Regions from separate parts of the Homo sapiens genome. Here regions 2, 3 and 4 are each linked to region 1. Evidence: chromatin contacts called from ENCODE Hi-C or POLR2A ChIA-PET data. All regions are on one chromosome and are shown on one strand. The core of a region is the stretch at or near the end of the contact, and the rest is flanking DNA. Distances in the headings are between cores, read along the strand shown. Region 1 holds the start of AP3S2 (adaptor related protein complex 3 subunit sigma 2). Region 2 has its middle 41 kb from the start of IDH2. Region 3 holds the start of KIF7 (kinesin family member 7). Region 4 holds the start of PEX11A (peroxisomal biogenesis factor 11 alpha).

Region 1 (5,597 bases), core at 2,062-4,561:
CCATGTCAGCCAGGCTTTTCTTGAACTTCTGATCTCAAGTGATCCTCACTCCTCAGCCTCCCAAATTGCTGGGATTACAGGCGTGAGCCACCACGCCCACCTGTAACCATTATTTTTAAGATTGCTACCATTGGATAGTTCTGTCATGGTCCAACTTTTGGATATTTAAAATTGATCCCTGTGTGGCTAACAGAATTAATGTTTCCAAAAATGTTGAAAATTATATAGTTCTCTTAATTCCCCACCTCTAACTATATTTTTGGGTTATTTCTTTAGGAACAGATGCCCAGGAGTCATATTACTGAGAATCTAGAAATCTTTTGCAAAGTTCTTGTTATATTGCCAAATTGCTTCCCAAAAGGGTTGTTCTAAACCATAATTTCACCAGCAATGTAGGGGAGAACCATTTTTATGCTGCCCTTGTGAGAATTGGGTATGAAAACATTTTTAAAATGATTTTTGATGAGGTGAAAATAATATTTGAATATATTTTAATTTGCCTTTCCCCCACTTATAGTGAGCTTAAACATTTTTTCCTTTTCCTAGCTGTATTTCTCCCTTTGTTATTCGTTCTTTCGTCCATTTATCTACTGGGGAGATGGGGAGTGTTATCTTTTTAGTTTATCAGTTATTTGCATTTTAAATATAACCATTTGCCATATTTTAACAACGATTTTTCCATTAAATAATTCTTTTTATAAAAAAACTTTATATATCTGTTGATGTTTTGTGATTTTTATTGCTTCTAAGCTAATACAGATTTTTGGATCTTATTCAATTTCGCTTTCTTCTGTTTAGGTTATTATCTGGTTTTATACCTAACTACTTATTTTCAAATTGCTAACCAGTTATCCTAATAGTATTTACTGAATTCCTTCCCACTCCTACATCACATATTAAAATTATTTTATGCCTAAATTATTTATAATATTTCAGTTATTCTTCCTATAATTACAATTTGAACCATCAAAGTAGGTTTTCATAGTTGGCAGAGCTAGTTCTTCTTCATAATTCTGTTTCAGAATTTTCTTTGATATTCTTCCTCAACATTTTAAACATTTTGTCAAGTTTCAGTGCAACTGACTTTTGGTTTTTATTTATTTAAAAACTGGGCCATGCCGGGCGCAGTGGCTCACGCCTGTAATCCCAGCACTTCGGGAGACTGAGATGGGTGAATCACTTGAGGTCAGGAGTTTGAGACCAGACTGGCCAATGTGGTGAAACCCCATCTCTACTAAAAATACAAAAATTTGCTGGGCATGGTGGCATGTGCCTGTAATCCCAGCTACTGGGGAGGCTGAAGCAGGAGAATTGTTTGAACCCGGGAGACGGAGGTTGCAGTGAGCCAAGATTGTGCCACTGCACTCCAGCCTGGGCAACAGAGTGAGACTCCATCTCAAACAAACAAACAAACAAACAAACAAAAAACTGGACTAGGCGTGGTGGCGGTTTGGGAGACTGAGGCTGGAGGATTGCCTGAGGCCAGCAGTTTGAGGTTACAGTGAGGTATGACTGTGCCACTGCACTCCAACCTGGGTAAGACCCTATCTCTGAAAAACAAACAAGCAAACCCCAGAACTCTGGCTGCAAAAGTAGTACATATTTCTTTGAAGGAAAAAAAGGAAAACTTGATAATCCTACCACCCAAAGATGTTTTTAAATCACTTATGTGGTACTCAGTTATGTGCCATGCACTGTCCAAGTGCTTACAAATATTATACTAACTCCCTTTGTGTTTATAACAACTGTCTGAAGTCAGTAGACTCATTTTCCAGTTTTCCAGTTTAGGAAACTGATATTACACCTTTTCTACAGATGGGGAAACTTGCCCAGGGTGCCCAGGCAGTCCGCAGAACCATGCTTTGAATCAGGGCAGTGTGGTTCCAGGGTCCTGTACAGATCAAACACCCTGACTCTGCCATTCCATCAGATACATGATTCATATTTTGGTGTATTTGCCTCCAATCTTGAGCAAAGTGGGTTGTCCCTGTACATACTTTGTGTAATCTTTTAGCTTAACAGGTGTCATGAACACTTCCGTATCATAAATCTTTCCCAGCATGATTTTTATTATCTATTTAATATTTCTCATATTCAATGTAGAACAATGCACTTAACCAATTTCTCATTTTTGTAATAATTTTCTTCCCATTTTCCCCTGTAATAACACTGCTGAGATATATATTTTTTTCTTCTTTTTTTTACTGTTCTGAAGATACTCTGGCAGAAATGTATGTTCCTCAGGCTAAATCTTTTCACACATCCACAATCATTTTATCATAAATTCTAGAGCTGGAAACGCTGAGTCTAATGTTTTATATATATATATATATATGTTATATATCTGTCACCCAGGCTGGAGTGCAGTGTGGTGTGATCTCAGCTCACTGCAACCTCCGCCTCCCGGGTTCAAGCCATTCTCCTGCCTCAGTCTCCCAAGTATCTGGGACTACAGGCGCGCGCCACCACAACCGGCTAATTTTTGTAATTTTAGTAGAGGCGGGGTTTCACCTTGTTGGCCAGGCTGGTCTCGAACTGCTGACCTCAAGTGAGCCGCCCGCCTCGGCCTCCCAAAGTGCTGGGATTACAGGCGTGAGCCACCGCGCCCGGACTGTTATATATTTTAAAGGCTTCTGATCCATATCGCCAAACAGTCCTCTGGATCGATTTGCATCTGTATCCGCTGCTCCATCTGCAGTATACGGACATGCTCCACTTCACCCACACTGGGTCATTAAAAGAACAAACAAAAATAAGAACTTGATCGATTTGGGATTTTAAATGGAAATGCACTAAAAATTCCTTAATTCCACCATTCACCGTCTACCATAGAGGAACAGCCCATCTGCACGGAGAGACAGCTACGTAATTCACTGCAGCATTATAATACTGAAAAATTAAAATGAACGAAATGTTCCATAACCGACGAACGGCCGAATGACCGGCGTCTCCACTCCGCGGAACGTTCTGCGAGCGCTAAGGGGATGGCGGGAGTGCATGATTTGGAGCGGGCGGTGAGAAAAGCAAGCTCCCGCCGCCTCTCCGTTTTGGCAACCCGGCTGACGGTCGTTTCGGCTTCTGGGGCCAGCCGTCGGTCTGGGCGAGGGACATAGATCCGGATTCGCATCCTGACTGGCCAACCAACGCTGGCCGAGGTGACCACTCTCCTCGGCATCCGCACCTGCCCTCCAAGGCGTCAGAGAGGCCGGACCCTTGGGTGCTAGGGCTCGTGAGCGCCGGGGCCAAGTTTCCGAGTGCCGCTCTCAGCAGCGCACCAACCGGAAGTGATCGTGTTGTGGCGGAAGGAGGAGCTTTCTGGGAGTAGCCGGTGCTGAGAGAACCGTGGCTGGCAAAGATGATTCAGGCGATTCTGGTTTTCAACAACCATGGGAAGCCACGGCTAGTCCGCTTCTACCAGCGTTTCGTGAGTGCGGCCCGGCTTCACCACGCCCCTTCAGGGCGCCCACTATGTCTTCCCTCCTCTTTGGCCTCTCGGCGCCCGGGGGCACCGCTCTTTGGTCACCTGGGGCTCCTGCACCGAGCATGACCCTCGCCCTACTTAAGCATTTAATCTAGGCGCAGGCTGGTGCCAGGCCTTCTGTCTCCCGCCCTACTGCCCCGCTCTCGCTGACCCTTTTCTTGATCCTGGCATTTCTGTGCCATTTTGTGACATTTTCCCGTGGGTCTCTGGGAACGAGATAGAAGCGACAGTGGGGAGTGTGCCTCGATGAGAACTTGAGTGATTGAAGTCACATTCTGTCATCTTTTTGGTTGTTGACCACAGTTTCATGAGGAAGAAATATTAAGTTTCTGAAAGTTTTTGTTATAGCCAGAACTGGAAAAGTTCTTTTTTTTTTGGAATTATTTTGCTTCAGTGTTGGCTGGGACTTTCCAGAGACTAGATACCCTTCACTCTTAGGGTTGAAGAAAATCAGTTTAAAAGTGGAAAAATGATGAGAAATTATAAATGCTGCCGCATAAGGGCTCAATAAGTGATTACGTAAATTTGAATTTTCCCAACACGTTCCTTTGCAAACACATAAACATCAGTATTTGCTTCCTGTCTTCGAAGATTATATTTCTTCATGGCAGGGTTTCAAAATGTTACATAATTGGGGGACTGGTGGAACTGAAGAGGGGAAAGAGCCAGAAAACGTGTTCAGGCTTCAGCTCCACCTTTTCTACTCTTGCGTCTGTTGACAAGTTAATAAACCCTTTTCAGACTTTTATTGTCTTTTGTCAATTAGAAATGAAAAAATAATTTTACTCCTTCATAAGATTTTTAAAGCTAGATTACATTTTATTAAGTAGATTACATCGAGGTAAAAATATGAGTATTCAGGCCGGGCGCGGTGGCTCACGCCTGTAATCCCAGCACTTTGGGAGGCCGAGGCGGGCGGATCACGAGGTCAGGAGATGGAGACCATCCTGGCTAACACGGTGAAACCCCGTCTCTACTAAAAATACAAAAAATTAGCCAAGCGCGGTGGCGGGCACCTCCAAGTCCCAGCTACTCAGGAGGCTGAGGCAGGAGAATGGCGTGAGCCCGGGAGGCGGAGCTTGCAGTGAGCCAAGATAGCGCCACTGCACTCCAGCCTGGGCGAAAGAGCGAGACTCCATCACACACACACACAAAAAAGTATATATATATATGTATGTATATGAGTATTCAGCGTAACTATTTGTATTTGCATTTGTGTGTATGCAAATTTCCCCCCTAGTTTTTTTCTAACAGGGTTACTGAGATAAAACTAACATGCCATACTGTTTACTTATTTATTTTATGTTATTTACTTATAGAGACGGGGTCTTTCTATGTTGCCCAGGCTGGTCTTGAACTCCTGGGCTCAAGCAATCCACCGGACTCAGCCTCCCAAAGTGCTGGGATTACAGGCATGAGCCACTGTGTCCGGCCCCAGTTTACTTATTTAAAGGGGACAATTCAGTGTTTTTTAGCATGTTCACAGAAGCTGTGTAACCATCACCACAATCAATTTTAGATCATTTTCATCACCCCAAAAAGAAACCTCTGCCCATTAGCAGTCACTCCCTATTTCTCCATGACTCTCCCAGCCCCAGAGAGTTTCTTTCCCTCTAAATTTGCCAGTTCCAGAATGGCAAATGGAATTTGCCTATTCCGTTGCCTATAAATGGAATCATAAATAAGTGGTTTTTTGTGTGTCTGCCATGTTTCATGTAGTATAATGTTTTCAAGATTCATCCATGTTGTAGCATGTATCTGATGTTCTTCATTTCTTTTATTGCTGAATAATATTCCATTATATGGATATGCCATATTTTGATTGTCAATTTATAAGTTGATATTTCTGCTTTTTGGCTCTTCTAATTAATGCTGCTATGAACATTCTTGTGCAAGTTTTTATGTGGACTTATGACTTCATTTCTCTTGGTTATATACCTAGGAGTAGAATTGCTGGATCATATGGTAACTGTGGTGAACATTTTGAGAAACTGCAAACTATTTGACAAATTTTCCAAGTGGCTGCACCATTTTACATTTCCATCAGCAATGTATAATGATTCCAGTTTCTTCACATCCCTGCCATTCGTTATTTATTTATTTATTTTTGGTTAAA
Region 2 (5,597 bases), core at 2,114-4,613, 250 kb before region 1:
TGGGCAACAAGAGTGAAACTCCATCTCAAAAAAAACCCAAAAACAAACATTAACAACAACAACAAAACTACCTATGTGGCTTGCATTATGTGTTTATTGGACAGCAGCTGCTTAGAACAAGCCTGGTGTGGAGTAAGTCAGTGTAATTGTTAGCTGCTGTCAGTGTTCAGTGCCTGACACGTGGTAAGGGCTTATTGAAGAGCAGTTTTTTGGTTTTTGTTTTGTTTTGAAATGGAGTCTAGTTCTTTCACCCAGGCTGGAGTGCGGTGGTGCGATCTCAGCTCACTGCAACCTCCGCCTCCCAGGTTCAAGTGATTCTCATGCCTCAGCCTCCTGAGTAGCTGGGATTACAGGTGCTCCCCACCATGCCTGGCTAATTTTTGTATTTTTAGTAGAGACCGGGTTTCACCATGTTGGCCAGGCTGGTCTCAAACTACTGAACTCAGGCAATCTGCCTGCCTTAAACTCCCAAAGTGCTAGGATTATGAGCATGAGCAACCATGCCTGGCCTGTTTTTTTTTTTTTTCTTTTTTTGTGACAGGGTCTCACTTTGTCGTCCAGGCTGAATGAGTGTAGTGGTGTGATGTCAGCTCACTGCAGCCTAGATGTTCTGGGCTCACACAGTCCTCTCACCTCAGCCTTCTGAATAGCTCTGACTATAGGCATACACCACCATGTCCTGCTAAGTTTTCTACTTTTTTAGAGACGGGGTCTTGCTATGTTGCCCAGGCTGGTCGCAAACTCCTAGGCTCAAGCGATCCTCCTGCCTCAACTTCCCAAAGTGTTGGGATTACAGGTGGAGAGCCACTGTGCCTGGCCTTGAATGGCAGTTTTGAAGACTTCTCTCCATCCCCTCTCTTGCCTCTCTGCCTTGGCAATCCAACCTGGAAAGCATTGTCTGTTTCCTTCCCAGCTTGTCCTATTCACCGGCAGTGAGAGCCCTGTCTTTCCTTTGATCCTCCCAACTCCCAGTGCCTCTCCAGGGGTGCTGAGCCCCCCAGTGGATTTCCATGCTGGTGGGACTTTCTGGGTGTCCAGTTTCCCATCACCTCCCCTCTCCCACCAGCTCTGGGCCCGAGTACCTCTGCGTTCCCCCGGAGTCCACCCACCTGGGGTGTTGTGATCACTCTTTGCCATCGTCACTCTCGGGTTTTCTCCTTAGGCCCTGCTCTTCTGAGGCTTGATCTGTGATGCCGGGAGAGGTGGGACGCTGCCAGAAGGGGCTACTGGCAGGCTGCCAAGAGGCTGCCCACAGAGGCCTTTGCCCTGACAAATTCACCCCTGGGGCCCTGGGTCTGCCCTCCGCCTGGCAGCTGGTGGAGAGGAGAGCCAGGTCCCAGCTGTGGACTCAGACTAATCAATTGCTCAGGAGGCCAATATATACACCAGGTGGTAAGTTTCCAATGCATTTAGCAGGGTGAGACCGGTTTTTGTTTAGGAAAATATCTTGATAGCCACTTTTGTTGAGGAAGGGGAGGTGCTAAGGACATAGTTGAAGGAAGATGTTTAAACACAGGAGGAATCAAACGGCTTTACAGAGAACGTTAACCGGAACTTGGGGGCGAGGGACCCCAAAAGAGAAGAAGAAATGGAAAGATGGTCATAGAAATGAAGGGTGAAGGAGGGAGGAGGGAGGGAGAAAACAAAATGGCAAGGGCAGAGCCTGGGAGGTATGTGTCCACTGAGAATTTCACAGTGGCGGGGAGACCAAAGGGCTTTTTTTTTTTTTTTGAGACTCTTGTTGCCCAGGCTGGAGTGCAATGGCGTGATCTCAGCTCACTGCAACCTCCGCCTCTGGGTTCAAGTGATTCTCCTACCTCAGCCTCCCGAGTAGCTCGGATTACGGGCATGTGCTGCCACACCCAGCTAATTTTGTATTTTTAGTAAGATGGAGTTTCTCGATGTTGGTCATGTTGGTCTTGAACTCCCAACCTCAGGTGATCCGCCCGCCTCAGCCTCCCAAAGTGTTGGGATCACAGGAGTGAGCCACTGCACCCAGCCTCGAAGGACTTTTTTTTTTTCTTTTCTTTTTTTTTTTTTGGTGATGGAGTCTTGCTCTGTGGCCCAGGCTGGAGTACAGTGGTGCGATCTCAGCTCACTACAGCTTCTGCCTCCCAGGTTCAAGCAATTCTCCTGCCTCAGCCTCCTGAGTAGCTGGGACTACGGGCGCATGCCACCACCCCCGGCTAATTCTTTAATTTTTAGTAAAGACGGGGTTTCACCATGTTGGCCAGGCTGGTCTCGAACTCTTGTCCTTGTGATCTGCCTGTCTTGGCCTCCCAAAGTGTTGGGATTACAGGCATGAGCCACCATGCCAGACCTCAAAGGACTTTTAAGAACAGGATCTGTACTATTCTTTTTGAAATGGTTTGTTTTCCTACTAAGTACACCCCAGTACACCCCTCTATTGCCCAAGCCTTCAGTAAAAGCTGTAGCTCATGTGACAAGAAAGCATAGAAAGGCCGGGCACGGTGGCTCACACCTGTAATCCCAGCACTTTCACTTTGGGAGGCTGAGGCGGGTGGGTCACCTGAGGTCAGGAGTTTGAGACCAGCCTGGCCAACATGGTGAAACCGCATCTCCATTAAAAATACGAAAAAGCCGGGCGTTGTGGCTCACGCCTGTAATCCCAGCACTTTGGGAGGCCAAGGTGGGTGGATCACGAGGTCAAAAGTTCAAGACCAGCCTGATCAACATGGTGAAACCCCATCTCTACCAGAAATACAAAAATTAGCCGGGTGTGGTGGCGGGTGTCTGTAGTCCCAGCTACTCGGGAGGCTGAGACAGGAGAATCGCTTGAACCTGGGAGGCAGAGGTTACAGTGAGCTGAGATCACGTCACTGCACTCCAGTCTGGGTGACAGAAAAAGACTGTCTCATTAAAAAAAAAAAAGAAAGAAAGAAAAGAAAGAAAAAAGAAAGCATAGAAAGAGGGCTTTTTTTTTTTTTTTTTCTAGGATGGGCACAGAGCAGAGGGACATCACCGGGAAGTGAGAGGCAGGGACTCAGGAGGTCAACACTGCAGGACTGGGGCCAGGGGCACTGGAAAGCCCTCTAGAATCCTGGAAGCAGTGAGGAGAATGTCCGGGGCCCGACTGCCATGGGCTAGGAGTAGGAGGAGACTCGATTTAGAGCTCGAAGGCTAGGGCCACCCAAGCTGTGCAACTGGGCCCAGCCTGGGCAGCTGTCATGCTCGGGCACTTTGTCCCTATCCAGCCTTACCTCATGGCCAGACCAGCATAAAAAACAGGCCTGCGGGGAGGGCCTGGCGGGACTGAGTCTTGTCAAGGAGTAATCTGGGGCTGCACACAGCTGGCCCTGGCTGTGGTGTGATAAAGGACTCGCCCCAGCCAGGGGCTCAGCCCACTGCCCCTCCCCAGGTAGACACTGCCACCTTCTGGCTGTTCGTCAACTGGCTGCCGGCCCCCGCCTCCTCCACACCTCCTTCAAGACAGGCTTTCTCCTCACCAAGAAACAGAATTGTGGAGGTTTCCTTTACCTGCTTACAATCCTGTCTTCCCGGGCTCCCATAAGGTCACTTGAATTAGAGTCTGGGTGATCCCAACCTTTAAAAACAACTTTACAAAACAATCTTTTGAGAGTACCTCTAAAGTGTTCTCGTTTTTTTTAAAAAAATGGGTAACAACGGTAACTATGGGAGGTGATGAGTGTGTCAATCAGCTTGATTGTCATAATCATCTCACGTGTCCATATACCAAGTCATCACGTTGTATGCTTTTAATATGTATACTTTTATTTGTCAATTGTATTTCAACAAAGCAGAAAAAAACCACTCTAGTCTTTTGGTCTCCTCCCACTGATGGCTTCCCACAACTGTCGCTGCCTCATTTTTCAGTTGATTGGGGGCAGGGCCCCACGGTGTGGTGTCACCGTCACTGGTATAAAGGCATTTGAGGCTACAGACACTGTTCCTGGTCGTTCCTCCTTGGTTTTTGTTGTTTTGTTTGCTGGTTGGTGGGGTGTTTTTCTTTTTGTCTTTTTTTTTTTTTTTGAGACGGAGCCTTGCTCTGTCACCCAGGCTGCAGTGCAATGGTGTGATCTCAGCTCACTGCAACCTCTGCCTCCCTAGTTCAAGAGATTCTCCTGCCTCAGTCTCCCAAGTAGCTGGGATTACAGGCACCCACCACCACACCCGGCTAATTTTTGTATTTTTAGTAGAGACTGAGTTTCACCATGTTGGCCAGACTGGTCTAGAACTCTTGACCTTGTGATCTGCCCACCTCAGCCTCCCAAAGTGCCGGGATTACAGGTGTGAGCCGCGGCGCCCAGCCGGTGGGGTGTTTTTTGCTGGGATTCCCCGGGCCTCTCCACTACTGTGCTCTGCGCCGGCGGGTTTGCCGGGATCCCCGTAACCAGCTTCTTGAGTTTATCAAGGTGTTTGTCTCCCTCCACAGCAACAGTTTGTTAATTTTCTCTCTCTCCTTACCTGAATATGGGGAAATGCTTTCCTGCCTTTCCTCCTGAGAATCACTCTATCCTGGCCAAAAACCCTTTGTTTTGGTCTCTCCAAGTCAGTGCTGAAACCCAAGCTTTCTCCACCAAAGGGAGTCCCAGCTCTTCACCTCCCAAATCTTCCCGTTCCCAAGTCCCAAACAGGGAAGAGAGCTCGGGCAACTGTGGAGATTGGAGTCTTGCCTTAGACTCCAAGGACCAGGCCCTTGTCCAGGGAAGCCCTTGGTCCTGTGGAATCTGCAGGGGTGGGGGTGGGGAGACTGCTGGAGAGACCTCTGGGTGACACGTTCCCCCCGACACAATGGAAACTCACATGGTCCAGCTGTCCATCCTCCACGGGCTCCACTCCCCACCCGTCCCTGGCTTGCAGATCCTCTTAACACGGCATGTTTCCTTCCCTCCCCTCCACAGAGTTGGCTGACTCATTAGGCACTTCCCACAGTCCAGTTCCTTCATCCCCCTGCCGCTCCTGCCACAAGCTTGCTGCTGGAGTCTGGAGGACCTCAAATATTTCCAAGGACGTCAGACTTTGGGAGGCTGAGGACTTCACGGCCCGAGGGGAGAGCAAGCCGTCCGGCCGCTGAGACCCACTCAGAGCACGAACAGGGCAGGTGCTCAGAGGGCTCGCCCTCCCATCCACCCCAAACTGGCTGTTGGACATTCTAGTGTTGACCGAGAGAAAGAAGCTGAGGCAAAATCAATATACAGGGTTAATTTGGGCCAAGAGTGAGGACAGCCATTGGGGACACACTTCAAGTTGCCTTGGGGTACGCTGTGTGTTCGGCTTTTGTTACAAGCAGGCCTTTAAAGGCAAAAGGGGACAAGGAGTGGGTGATTCAACAATGTTCTTATTAGTTTGCAGGAATAACATTGGCTTGTGATTGGCTATGCATTGTTGAGCTATGGGGTATGAGTTATAGTGTCTGGAATATGGCATTTTATGGCTATGTGGTGGTGTCAGTTAGTCTAGAGCCCATATAGCAAGTGGCTTCAAGAGGTAATTATTTAGCTTGGTGGTCGGGGGCGGGTGAGATGTGACTGCTGTCATATGCTGTTGCATTTCTTTTTTGAGACAGAGTCTTACTCTGTTGCCCAGGCTGGAGTGCAGTGGTGCAATCTTGGCTC
Region 3 (5,597 bases), core at 1,731-4,230, 240 kb after region 1:
GGAGATGGGGTCTCTGTCATCCAGGCTGGAGTGCCGTGGTGTAATCACAGCTTACTGTAGCTTTGACCTCCCAGGTTTAAGCAATCCTCCCACCTCAGCCTCCAGAGTAGTTGGGACCACAGGTGCACACCACCAGGCCCAGCTAATTTTTTTTTATTTGTAGAGATGAGGTCTCGCTATGTTGCCCAGGCTGGTCTTGAACTCCTGGGCTCAAGCTATCCTCCCACTTCAGCCTCCCAAAGTGCTGGGATGACAGGCATGAGCCACCATACTCAGCCTTGAGTTTCTCTCGAAATAAACTGTATACTGCAGGAAGCTTAAGAGTTCTCTCGAATGTCAGCTGGAAACTTCTCATTTACTGATATCTGATGAACAATGGACCAGGTTCGGCCTGATGGATTGAATAGCTTTCCCCTACTGATCTGCACTCTCTACTCTGTCATAGATCTGGTTTCCAGATTTGTTCTATTTGTTATGCCTGTAGCATTAGCACATTGTCTGAATTACAATAGTTTCAAATATGTTTTCACATCTTCTTGGGCAAGTCCACCCATACTGCCCTTCTGCAAGTGTCTTTTGCAACTTCCGGCACTTTGCTTTTCCATGTAAGTAGTAAAATCAGCTTGTCAAATTCCACAGAAGGAATTTTTACCGACTCAATTTGTTTCAAGTAACTATAATTATTCTTTGCTCTTCTGAAGCTCATGATGTCACAAGTTGGCTGGTAAGAACCCCTTTAAGTTGGGGCTTTTGTCATTTCAGGCCTACAGTATACATTTTAAAAGCATCTGAATTTTTTGACCACAAAATAATTATTCCAGTTCTTACCCTAATACATGGAATCAGCTACTTTTAATGGAAAATAGTGATAAAGGCCACAATTTGGACACTCGGGTACACACCAGATTGTTGCATATGAGTGCTACTGATACACAGAAAAACACTGCACATCCACCAGAAAGAGCAAGAAAAAAGATAAATCTTTCTAAAATCATGAACATTGATAGTTCCACCATCATGAAATTCTTTAAAAATTTATTGTAACATGAAAGTTTTTATTTTCTCTACAATTTAATTACTATAATTGTAATTAGAATTGTACCTCTGTCTCTCTCTCTTTTTTTTTTTTTTTTTTTGAGACAGGGTCTCACTCTCTCACACAGGTTGGAGTGCAGTGGCACCATCTCGGCTCACTGCAACCTCCACCTCCCAGGCTCAAGCCAGTGTATCTTCCTACTTCAACCTCCCAAGTAGCTGGGACTATAGGCCCATGCCACTACGCCTGCCTATGTTTTGCATTTTTTGTGGAAACAGCTTTGCCCTATTGCCCAGGTTGGTCTCAAACTCCTGGGCTGAAGGGATCTGCCTGCCTCAGCCTCCTAGAGTGATGGGTTTACAGGCATGAGCCACCTTGGCTGGCCCAGAATTGTACCTCTTAAAGCATGATGTTTCATTAATCATCATCACCTTTTATTACATTTTACACATATGAAAATCCAAGTTCAGTTTTCAGCTTCTTCACATTTTCAGGGTCTAAAATGATTCTCTTTGGGCATCACGGCGGCAGGCTGCTCTGTGTTGTTCTTGTTCAGGACCCCAATTGATTTAGAATATTTGGGAACAACAGTGTCATTCTACAGCATGTCAAAGAACACTGGGGTTTCATGTGCTCTTTCCAATTGCTCGAGGTTTTAGTTTCTCCTTAATTGAATTGTCTATTGGAGGAAATGGCACAGCTCCTGGCATCTGACAGATAGATGCTTGGTACCTGAATCATGGTCCTTTGTGATACACGAATCAGTTGGCCAGCCTCTCCTCTATGAAGCTTCGAGGATGTGGTTGTGGAGATTGTGGATGACTTTCCTATATCCACGCTGTCTCACACTGGTATTGCAAGCCAATCATGGTAGTTCCATCCCCTTGACAGTGATTAGTTTGGGGGTGGACAGGCCTAAGCTGTGTGGTACATGGAATGGGAAGGAAATCAGCTTGGAGTGCTCTTGATCCAAAGGGCATGCTTCACCACACACTGCTGTCTTCTTCCTCTGGACGTTTTGTGTCTGAAGTTGATGGCAAAAAAAAAAAAAGAGTTAAAAAGGCCACCTCCTTGGTAATGTTGCCACTGACTCAACCTGCCCAGGAGCCCTCATCCCTCTGGGTTTCACTGTTCCCCGAGATAACACATGACCTTATGGTTCAAGCCACTTCAAATTGTGGTTTCTGTTACTGGAGGCTGAGGGTTTCCTAATATAGATCTATCTGACGAGCCTGGCAATTTCTATGGCCTTTAATTATGTTGCCTGTCTATGACAGGTAATCTTCTATATACATAATAAAATTTCACTAGAAACTACACTGGAGTTTACTTTTTCTAATGGCGTTTTAAGTGACAAATATGTTTTCAGATTTTAAAATTCACCCATTCATGGTGCTTCCAGTGCAAACAATGGATCAGAGGTCTCAGAGGTGAAGACACCAACCATCTCTTTGAGGCTGCCGTGGACACCCCCAGATCACCTCTCCTGCCCCTCCTGGTGCCAAGTTTCCCTTGACAATGAGTGTAAGATGGAACTCAATTTTAGGAATGCTAAAATGTGAGAAAAAGAGAGTCTTATAACTGAGAAAACTTTTTTAAACGTGGGGAGATTAAAGTTTCTGCCGGCTGTGTGAGTGGCGTGCAGGAGGCGTGGTTTGGGACTGGGAGTGGAAAACAGAGACCGGGGATGAAGGTGACTCGGGGCTGAGGACAGGATGGTCTGGAGTCCAGTTTGGAGACAAATTCTAGAAAATAAGGCGATGCCATCATGAGGATGCTGCACACTCTCCAGGCCCAGCCCTTGAGCACGGGCCCCGCCCGCCCTGTCTGCGGGCCGACTCCGCGACGCCGACCGGCTCGCGCCTCCGCCCCCGAGCGCCCCGGCGGGCGGAGTTGCGGGTGAGGGGGGGGCTGGTTTGGGGGGCGGGGGTCCCGATGACGGCATCGGAGCGCGCCGCACTGGGGATGGAAACCTGACTGCCTGGCCCGGGACGGCGCTTGCAGCCAGGCAGGTGAGTGTGGGCCGGAGAGCGGGTTAGGGGCGAGGACCGGGTGGGTGGAGGGAGGCGCGCGCTCCCTCCTCGCGCAGGCCTGGGCCTAGTGGCCCTGGGAGCCGGCACTCCTGGGAGACCTGACCCGGCATGAGGAGCCCGGCACCCTTGCTCCCCAGCCTCCTGGAAGCTCTTCCTTGGACTGGCCGGCGCCGTCTTCCCGACATCTGGGGGCTGAGGCCGGCATCCCGGGCCTGCGTGGAGGGGCGAGCGCCAAGGCTGCGAGAGTCGGGTCCCGATTTGTAATCACTTCTTCCAACTTTCATGGAGCTCCGTCCCGCGCCCGCCGCCTCCAGCCCCAGCTGCCCTGCCCCGGCTCCGAATAGCGCCTGCGGGGTTGTCAGAGCACCTTCGGAGCGGGAGCGCTGTGCGGAGAGCAGGGGCGCGCGGAAGCCGGGACTGCACCGGGCTCGGAACGCTCACGCGGAGGGGTGCGCGAAGGCCCACACGGTATTGCGAGGCAGAGTTTACCGCTGTGTGCCCAGGGTCGGGAGCCCAATAGGGGCTGGGTGATTGAATTAACGAAAGGTTACTGTGCTGAGAGAGAGGTTGAAGGGTAAAGAATGAAGTGCCGGGCTGGCGGTGGGGGTGAGGAACGCGGTAGGAGGAGGGAGGGCAGGGAAAGTTCCCTGGATGAAGATTATCCATCACTATCTGTTGGGCAGCGTGGGACCTTGTGTTGGGCGCTGGTGATAAAGTGCAAAGTGGACCCAGAGGGTCCCTGCCTTCCAGCTCCTGGTCTGGGAGGTCGGGGAGAGAAGCGGGTAGTAACCTGCAGTTGGAGTGGTCACGGGCGGGTGGAACAGCACTGGGGGTTGTGTGCGTGTCGTGGTGGGGTTACAGAGGAGGGGAGCTTCCGTGGCTCCCTGAATTAGAAGGTGGCTGCAGCCTCAGCCGGGAGGGATGAGGAGGCTTGGGTAACACCTAGCCGTTGCAGGCAGAGAGAGGAGGCGAGGAAAGGCCTGGGGTGTGGGAAGTGAGTAGTCCAGGGAGGCAGGGCCTGATTTAAGGCTTGTCTTTTTTTTTTTTCCCCTTAATATTTTGAATCCCAGGCCGGGCACGGTGACTTACGCCTGGAATCCCAGCACTTTGGGAGGCCGAGGCGGGCAGATCACGAGGTCAGGAGATCGAGACCATCCTGGCTAACACGGTGAAACCCTGTCTCTATGAAAAATACAAAAAATTAGCCGGGCGTGGTGGCGGGCGCCTGTAGTCCCAGCTACTTGGGAGGCTGAGGCAGGAGAATGGTGTGAACCCAGGAGGCAGAGCTTGCAGTGAGCGGAGATCGGGCCACTGCAGTCCAGCCTGGGCAACAGAGCAAGACTCCGTCTCAAATAAAAAACAAAACAAAACAAAAACAAAAACAAAAATATTTTGAATCCCAAGGGCAGTGGAGAGCCTTTTTTTGGGGGAGTTGGGGTTAGGCAGGGAGTGAAATAATTGCATTTGCATTTTGAGAGATGCCTCTGAGGCGCAGTGGCTGATGCCTGTAGTCACTGCACTTTGGAAGGATCCCTTGAGCCCAGGAGTTCAAGACCAGCCTGGGCAACATAGCCAGACTGTCTCTACAAAATACTAATACTAATACTAATACTAATACTAATACTAATACTAATAATAAAATTAGCCAGGTACATGTCTGTGGTCCCGGCTACTCTGAAGGCTGAGGTGGGAGGATCACTTGAACCTGGGAAGCCTTGGCTACAGTAAGCAGTGATCATGCCACTGTACTCCAGTCTGGGTGAAAGAGAGAGACCCTGTCTCAAGAAGAAAAAGAAAGATGTCCCTGGTTGCCCTGCGGGAGGGGACAGGGAGACTGATGCCAGGGGGAAGGCTGCTCAAAGTCATCCTGGCACGATGTCAGTGGCCAGGACCAGGGCTTTAGCAACAGAATGGGAAGCAGCAGGTGAACTTGAGAGATATTTAGGAGATGGAATTGGCAGGATTTGGTGGTGAGAGCTTGGTCTTGAAGGATCTGTTGACTTTTTTGAAGAAGGTGGGGCAGGGGATGTGAGTGACTTGACACAAAGACTGTGGTAAACCCAGTGGGTGTTAGGGACAGGAGTTCCCTGGTGTGGTGTGGTGCTGTGTGTGTGCGTTCTTCTAGGAGATGGGGCCATAGGGGCCATAGGGAAGAGTGCAGCTGAAACACTGGAGTTCAGGAGTTAGGGCCTCATTTCGCCAGTGCCGGAAGCCATGACATGTTCCTGTGGGGGACTATATATATCATGGCCCTTGCAATTTTTGAGCACCAGGTTGGACATGGGGATATTGTGAACTTTGACCACCCTCCCCCAATCCCTCCAAGGTCAGGAGCTGCAGGATCTGGCTCGAGTCCCCTGCAGGGTGAGTCCAGCTCCTGGAGTACAAGTGCTGATGGCCAGGGCTTCTCTCTCTCTCCACAGGGCCCAGAGCAGTCCTCCCTCGGCATGGGGCTGGAGGCTCAGAGGCTGCCAGGGGCTGAGGAGGCCCCAGTGCGGGTTGCCCTGCGAGTTCGACCACTGCTGCCC
Region 4 (5,597 bases), core at 1,932-4,431, 200 kb after region 1:
CTCCATCTTAGATGCTAATCCTCCATGTTAACTTCTGATTATCCCCAGTTCCAGAAAAACCTCTAAGATTTCCATTTGACTCATTCCTTGTGTAAGAGCACCACTTACTGTAAATATTGCCCTTAGGTCAAAACAACCTTGATGTTATCATTCTTGCCATAAATTCTGTCCTTAAGCAATTATCTTACACATTCCTTCTGAAGCACCTTTCTCTATAGCACAGAAACCCTGGGTCTGGTGGATAATGGCAGGGATCCACCATCTTGTCTTGCTCCTGAGACATGGCTTCTGTTTGTTTGTTTAAATTGTATTTATTTATTAAATGTTTGTTTCTGAGAAACTGGGTATGTCAGCCTCTTGCTTTGGCCTCTCAGCTTTCTCAGACTTTTAGGGGTAGGTTTGCATAGGCCTGTCCCCTGCAGGACAGTTAAACACATTATCTACCATCATATCCAGTCATTCCACTCTTAGGAGTGGTAGAAGGGAACTGAAAACATATGTCCATACAAAGACTTGTACACGAACAGTCATTACAACTTTATTTGTAGGAGCCCCAAAGTGGAAACAACCCAATGTCCACCAACAGGCAAACAGATAAGCTCTCACGCATTGTCAGTGGTAATACAAAATAGGATAGCCACTTTGGAAAACAGTTTGGCAGTTTCTTACAAAGTTAAACATACCATATGTTTCAGCAATCACATTCCTGCATATTACAGTAGGAAAATTAAAACTTATGTTTCACATCAAAATCTGTACTTAAATATTTATAGCAGCTTTATTTATAATGGCTTCAAATTAGAGACAACACAAATGTACTTCAGTGGGTGAATGGATAATGAATTATAATACATTCACATTGTGGAATAAAAAATTACAAACTACTGATGTGCACAACATAGATAATCTCAAATGCATTATGCTAAGTAAAATAAATCAGAAAAGAAAAGAAAACGCTACATACTATATGATTCAATTTATATGATATTGTGAAAAAGGCAGAATTGTAGGTATAAAAAACAGATGAGGCCAGGCGTGGTGGCTCACACCTGTAATCCCAGAACTTTGGGAGCTCGAGGTAGGTGGATCACCTGAGGTCAGGAGTTCCAGACCAGCCTGACCAGCATGGTGAAACACCATCTCTACTAAAAATATAAAAAATCAGCCATGCGTGGTGGCGCATGCCTGTAATCCCAGCTCAGGAGGCTGAAGCAGGAGAATCGCTTGAACCCGGGAGACGAAGGGTGCAGTGAGCTGACATTGCGCCATTGCACTCCAGCCTGGGCAATAAGAGCAAAACTCTGTCTCAAAAACAAAAACAAAAAACAGATGATACACATCTGTGTTTAGAAGCACCCTGTGCTCACCTCTATCATCTAACATATCTCTGTGTTGTACTTATCAGTTTACTGTGTTCCTTGTTAACCTATTACCCTACGACTAGAGTTTAGCACAGTGGTTGGTATATGGCCAGGACTCAATAAATTCTCATTGCTTGCAGAATTGCCCTGACCTGGGCCACGTATTTAGAGAAAACTTCTGGCTCTCTTCGAGGCTCTTTCCTCTACAAAAAATGAGTAACCCATGGGGCCAAGGAGATATGCTCACCCAAAGCCTAGTTTCCCTCTTCTGGAGTCTAGACCATGTTCAGGGTACCAATACCCCTGGAATTTACTGCCCAAATGACACCATGGCCTGCATGAGCCCTTCTCAGCTTTCACCTGAGGGCAGACCCAGCTGCTAATGTGAGCACTCCTCGATCTGAAAAGGTGGCAAAGGCATGGCTGCTTGCAGAGGTACGGGCAGACGTTGGATGTGGCTTGGAGTATCAGGATGGTATACAAGGCTCCTGGCAGGGAATGCAGGTGGGCACCAGAAACCAGAAAAGAAAGGGAAGTGGGAAAAGACTGGGAGCCATTTCTCCCCACACTGCCATATTCCAGCTGTGTTTCCAGGTATTCTAAGGAGTCTAGGGATTCTGAAGATGAACCTGGCCTTCTACATCATTATGAGGGTCTATTTGTCAATGTAGGAAAACAGACTATATTTTACTTTACAATTTGTTGCTTGATTTATAACTAAAATATTTAAACATACGGTGTGCTGGACTCCATTTGTACTCTTACCCAGGGCCTGCAAATGTTAGGAGCTGGCCTGACCAAGGGAATAAAGATTACGAAAATGTTCACCTTATTTTATTTTATTTTATTTTTTTGAGACAGCGTCTCGCTCTGTCGCCCAGGCTGGAAAGCAGTGGCACAATCTCGGCTCACTGCCACCTCCGCCTCCTGGGTTCCAGCGATTCTCCTGCCTCAGCCTCCCGAGTAGCTGGGATTACAGGCGCCCACCACCACGCCCGGCTACTTTTTTTGTATTTTTAGTAGAGACGGGGTTTCACCCTGTTGGCCAGGCTGGTCTCCAACTCCTGATCGCAGGTGATCCGCCCACCTCGGCTCCCAAAGTGTTGGGATTACAGGCGTAAGCCACAGCACCGGCCGACCTTATTTTGTGGTTATAGAGGGTACATTTTATAAAATTACTGCCACGGAGTGGGTAAGGCTCCTTTTCTTCAAGCCGCACAGAACGAATGTTCAGCGGTGCAATTTCATTGCAATCTATTTTTGCTTCACTTTGCTCATAATGACTCTTTTAGGATTTCCTCAGGTAACAATCTTCTTTCAATGTTCAATAATCCAAGCAGAACATTTTCTCACTTCATCCGCCTCCCATGCTAGGTTCACACTGTGAAATTGGCTTATCTCTGACCTAACCACTTCCTTCACCAGACATAGAGCTGGTGTAGCTCAAGGGAAAGAGGCACGGCGCTGGGAAATGATTAGGCCCCACCGTCCCAAGCAAGAGCTCAGGGGAGTTCTGAGGCTGGAGAGACCATTCGGGATATCACCCCGGGTTCCTGAGAACCTGAGATCTGCGGGGAGGCGTCAGGCATCCGGAAACGCCCGAGTCTGGGGAGACGGACCCCCTCAGACTTTCCTCTAGGAGACTCTACAGGTAAAGGGGAGTCCTGGGACTCGAGGGGAGCCCCGGCATCCAAAGGTAAGATCAGTTTTGCTCACCTGGCCGGGCGGCGTTGCGTCGCCTTGGTAACCACAACTTCCGGCTTGAACCGGAAGTCCGCGAAGTTGCTCTACAGAAAGTGTGCCCGCCCCCTCTGGGGCGGAGAGACTCAGCCCCTCCCCCTCAGCGGATAACCTGGGACTGACCGTTCCCTGGGGATCCGACGGGCCCCAGAGGACCCACGCCTGAGCCCCGTGCGACTCGTGGCCTTTGGGCTAGAAGCCATGGACGCCTTCACCCGCTTCACCAACCAGACCCAGGGCCGGGACCGACTCTTCAGGTGAGTCAGGTGCCAGCGGCCTCCGCCCCTTTCTCGCCCTAACTCGGCTCCCGTGCCTATTCCCCTGCACCCGGGAAAAAGGAGGTGATAGCCTAGTAGATGGAAGCAGGAAGGACGTTGCCAGCTCCTACGGAGGGAGTTTAGTATCCGAGCCCCTCCTTACCCTAAATTCAACGTGAGTGGGCCCAACGCACCCGCGTCCCGTCCTAGCCCCGTGCACGAAAGCCCCAGTGCCTGGCACCCTAGCCGCCTCGAGACCGCCGACGACGGGACACCGGCTGACAGATCCTCCTCCCCTCCTAACTTTGCTCTCCGGGCACAGAAAGATTGGTTCTCTCCACTCAACATTCTTCCGAGGGATCTCCTTTAAAGAGAAACTTTGGATTAGTATTTGTGGCTAGGGAAGCAAACCACTTGGTGTGACTTCAAATATCTCTCTTTTTTTTTTCTTTTGAGACGGAGTCTCGCTCTGTCGCCCAGGCAGTGGCGCGGTCTCGGCCCACTGCAACCTCTGCCTCCCGGGTTCAAGCGATTCTCCTGCCTCAGCCTCCTGAGTAGCTGGGATTACAGGCGTGCACTACCACGCCCGGCTACTTTTTGTATTTTTAGTAGAGACGGGGGTTTCGCCATGTTGGCCAGGCTGGTCTCGAACTCCTGACCTCAGGTGATCTGTCCACCTCGGCTTCCCAAAGTGCTGGGATTACAGGTGCGAGCCACCGCGCCCGGTCTCAAATACCTCTTGAAATGTTTGAGGAGAGACAGAAGTTCTCTTCCATTATTACCCAGGCTGTATCATTGAGATACTGCATGTGGAATAGTTTTGTAAATTGTAAAACAAAATATAGCGGGGATGAGACCACACCAACTGGATTGGGGGGAAATACAGTGGGGAGAAGCTCAGAAAGAACTAACTGCACCTCTAAGGTTCATGCTGTGCTACTGAAAATATTAAACAGAGATTGTGTCTCTTTTTCTTTTGGTTCCATAAGAAACGAAAAGAACTGAGAGATTGTATCTTTAATACGAATACAGTACTAGTTCATGATGTTTTAGAGATTTGGTTGATTCTTGCTTAATGAAAAAATATTTACAGTTGCAGTTTTATTTAACAGCTCTGCATTCTCTTCTGGGTGTGCAAGTGCTGATACAAACAGATCAATTAGAATGGCCCCAATAATGAGGCTTTTGGAAGCCATCTTTATGACAGCTATTGTTCCCAGTGTTTTGCAACTATGAACTTATATAACCCTCATCACAACCCTATGAGGTAGATACTCTAAATATTTTACCCACTTCAGATGGAGAAACTGAAGCAGAAAGAGGTTAATAGGTACTACAATGGCAGAACTGAGGGATTCACATCCACGCAAATGACTCCAGTGCCCACTTAACTACCAAGCTATACTGGCTTTCTCATTAGTTTGATAGGTTTTTTAAATGGTTACTTTATATACAAGCTTCATTAAATAGAAATTTCATTAAATAGAAACCTGTAATTCCAGTGTACCTAGAATGTACCCTGCAGGGTTTATCAAGGAAGTTGGTTAAAAAAATAATCATTTAGGCCGGGTGCAGTGGCTTACACCTGTAATCCCAGCACTTTGGGAGGCTGAGGTGGGCGGATCACAAAGTCAGGAGATCGAGACCATCCTGGCTAACATGGTGAAACCCTGTCTCTACTAAAAATACAAAAATTAGCTGGGCGTTGTGGTGGGCGCCTGCAGTCCCAGCTACTCAGGAGGCTGAGGCAGGAGAATGGCATGAGCCCAGGAGGCAAAGCTTGCAGTGAGCCAAGATCACGCCACTGCACTCCAGCCTGGGCAACAGAGCGAGACTCCTTCTAAAAAAAAAATAAAAACATTAAAAATAATAATCATCATCATTTAGGCCGGGTTCAGTGACTCACACCTGTAGTCCCAGCACTTTGGGAGGCTGAGGTGGGCAGATCATGAGGTCAGGAGTTCGGGACCAGCCTGGCCAACATGGTGAAACCCCATCTCTACTAAATATGCAAAAATTAGCTGGGCGTGATGGCACATGCCTGTAATCCCAGCTACTCAGGAGGCTGAGGCAGGAGAATCGCTTGAATCCGGGAGGCGGAGTTTGCAGAGAGCCAAGAACGCACCACTACCCTCCAGCCTGGGCAACAGAGCGAGACTCTGTCTCGAAAAATAATAATAATAATAATTTAAGATATGTTTATTCCAAAAGATCTGAGATCTCTAGCATTCATTTCCCA

The links. Hi-C counts contacts between places; a loop is a spot of excess contacts on that map. ChIA-PET counts read pairs that join two places held with the same protein, here RNA polymerase II (POLR2A). Pooled maps may share reads with other maps.
Region 2: a pooled map shows a loop between it and region 1 (7-fold over the local background). The contact joins the enhancer-like site here to the promoter of AP3S2 in region 1. A Hi-C loop is called at or near these places in 1 of 168 maps with a recorded cell type or tissue (prostate gland), 1 of 37 single-sample maps with no recorded cell type and 12 of 50 pooled maps. POLR2A ChIA-PET finds 5 or more read pairs at or near these places in 3 of 52 experiments (CD8-positive, alpha-beta memory T cell, Panc1 and WTC11).
Region 3: a map of chondrocyte shows a loop between it and region 1 (2.5-fold over the local background). The contact joins the promoter of KIF7 here to the promoter of AP3S2 in region 1. A Hi-C loop is called at or near these places in 2 of 168 maps with a recorded cell type or tissue (PC-9 and chondrocyte) and 6 of 50 pooled maps. POLR2A ChIA-PET finds 5 or more read pairs at or near these places in 2 of 52 experiments (HEK293 and PC-9).
Region 4: a loop to region 1 is called in a map of CD4-positive, alpha-beta memory T cell, with 31 times the contacts of the local background. The contact joins the promoter of PEX11A here to the promoter of AP3S2 in region 1. A Hi-C loop is called at or near these places in 3 of 168 maps with a recorded cell type or tissue (CD4-positive, alpha-beta memory T cell and naive thymus-derived CD4-positive, alpha-beta T cell), 4 of 37 single-sample maps with no recorded cell type and 12 of 50 pooled maps. POLR2A ChIA-PET finds 5 or more read pairs at or near these places in 2 of 52 experiments (CD4-positive, alpha-beta T cell and activated T-cell).

Annotation. Positions count from the first base shown.
Region 1 is chr15:89,891,708-89,897,304 of GRCh38, reverse strand. AP3S2 (adaptor related protein complex 3 subunit sigma 2) reads left to right here and starts at 3,311. Exons shown (of 6, transcript NM_005829.5): 1 at 3,311-3,424. The coding sequence starts at 3,356. The region is part of intron 5 of ARPIN-AP3S2 (ARPIN-AP3S2 readthrough); the gene reads left to right. It overlaps ARPIN (actin related protein 2/3 complex inhibitor), which reads left to right. Exons shown (of 6, transcript NM_182616.4): 6 at 1-2,299. RefSeq lists enhancers at 2,029-2,776, 3,131-3,280, 4,273-5,022.
Region 2 is chr15:90,141,122-90,146,718 of GRCh38, reverse strand. No RefSeq gene overlaps it. Among named protein-coding and RNA genes, the nearest start is that of IDH2, 41 kb to the right of the region's middle. RefSeq lists enhancers at 2,644-3,178, 4,728-5,022. Within about 2 kb of position 3,363, at least 10 of the 41 ENCODE cell types and tissues checked have a DNase peak (open chromatin) inside an H3K27ac peak, as active enhancers do; they include Panc1 and prostate gland, where a contact is called at or near this core.
Region 3 is chr15:89,652,850-89,658,446 of GRCh38, reverse strand. KIF7 (kinesin family member 7) reads left to right here and starts at 2,980. Exons shown (of 19, transcript NM_198525.3): 1 at 2,980-3,048; 2 at 5,493-5,597. The coding sequence starts at 5,517. RefSeq lists silencers at 2,075-2,369, 2,803-2,942.
Region 4 is chr15:89,688,338-89,693,934 of GRCh38, reverse strand. It overlaps PEX11A (peroxisomal biogenesis factor 11 alpha), which reads left to right and starts at 3,181. Exons shown (of 3, transcript NM_003847.3): 1 at 3,181-3,358. The coding sequence starts at 3,303. WDR93 (WD repeat domain 93) reads right to left here and starts at 3,124. Exons shown (of 17, transcript NM_020212.2): 1 at 3,078-3,124. RefSeq lists an enhancer at 3,257-3,346.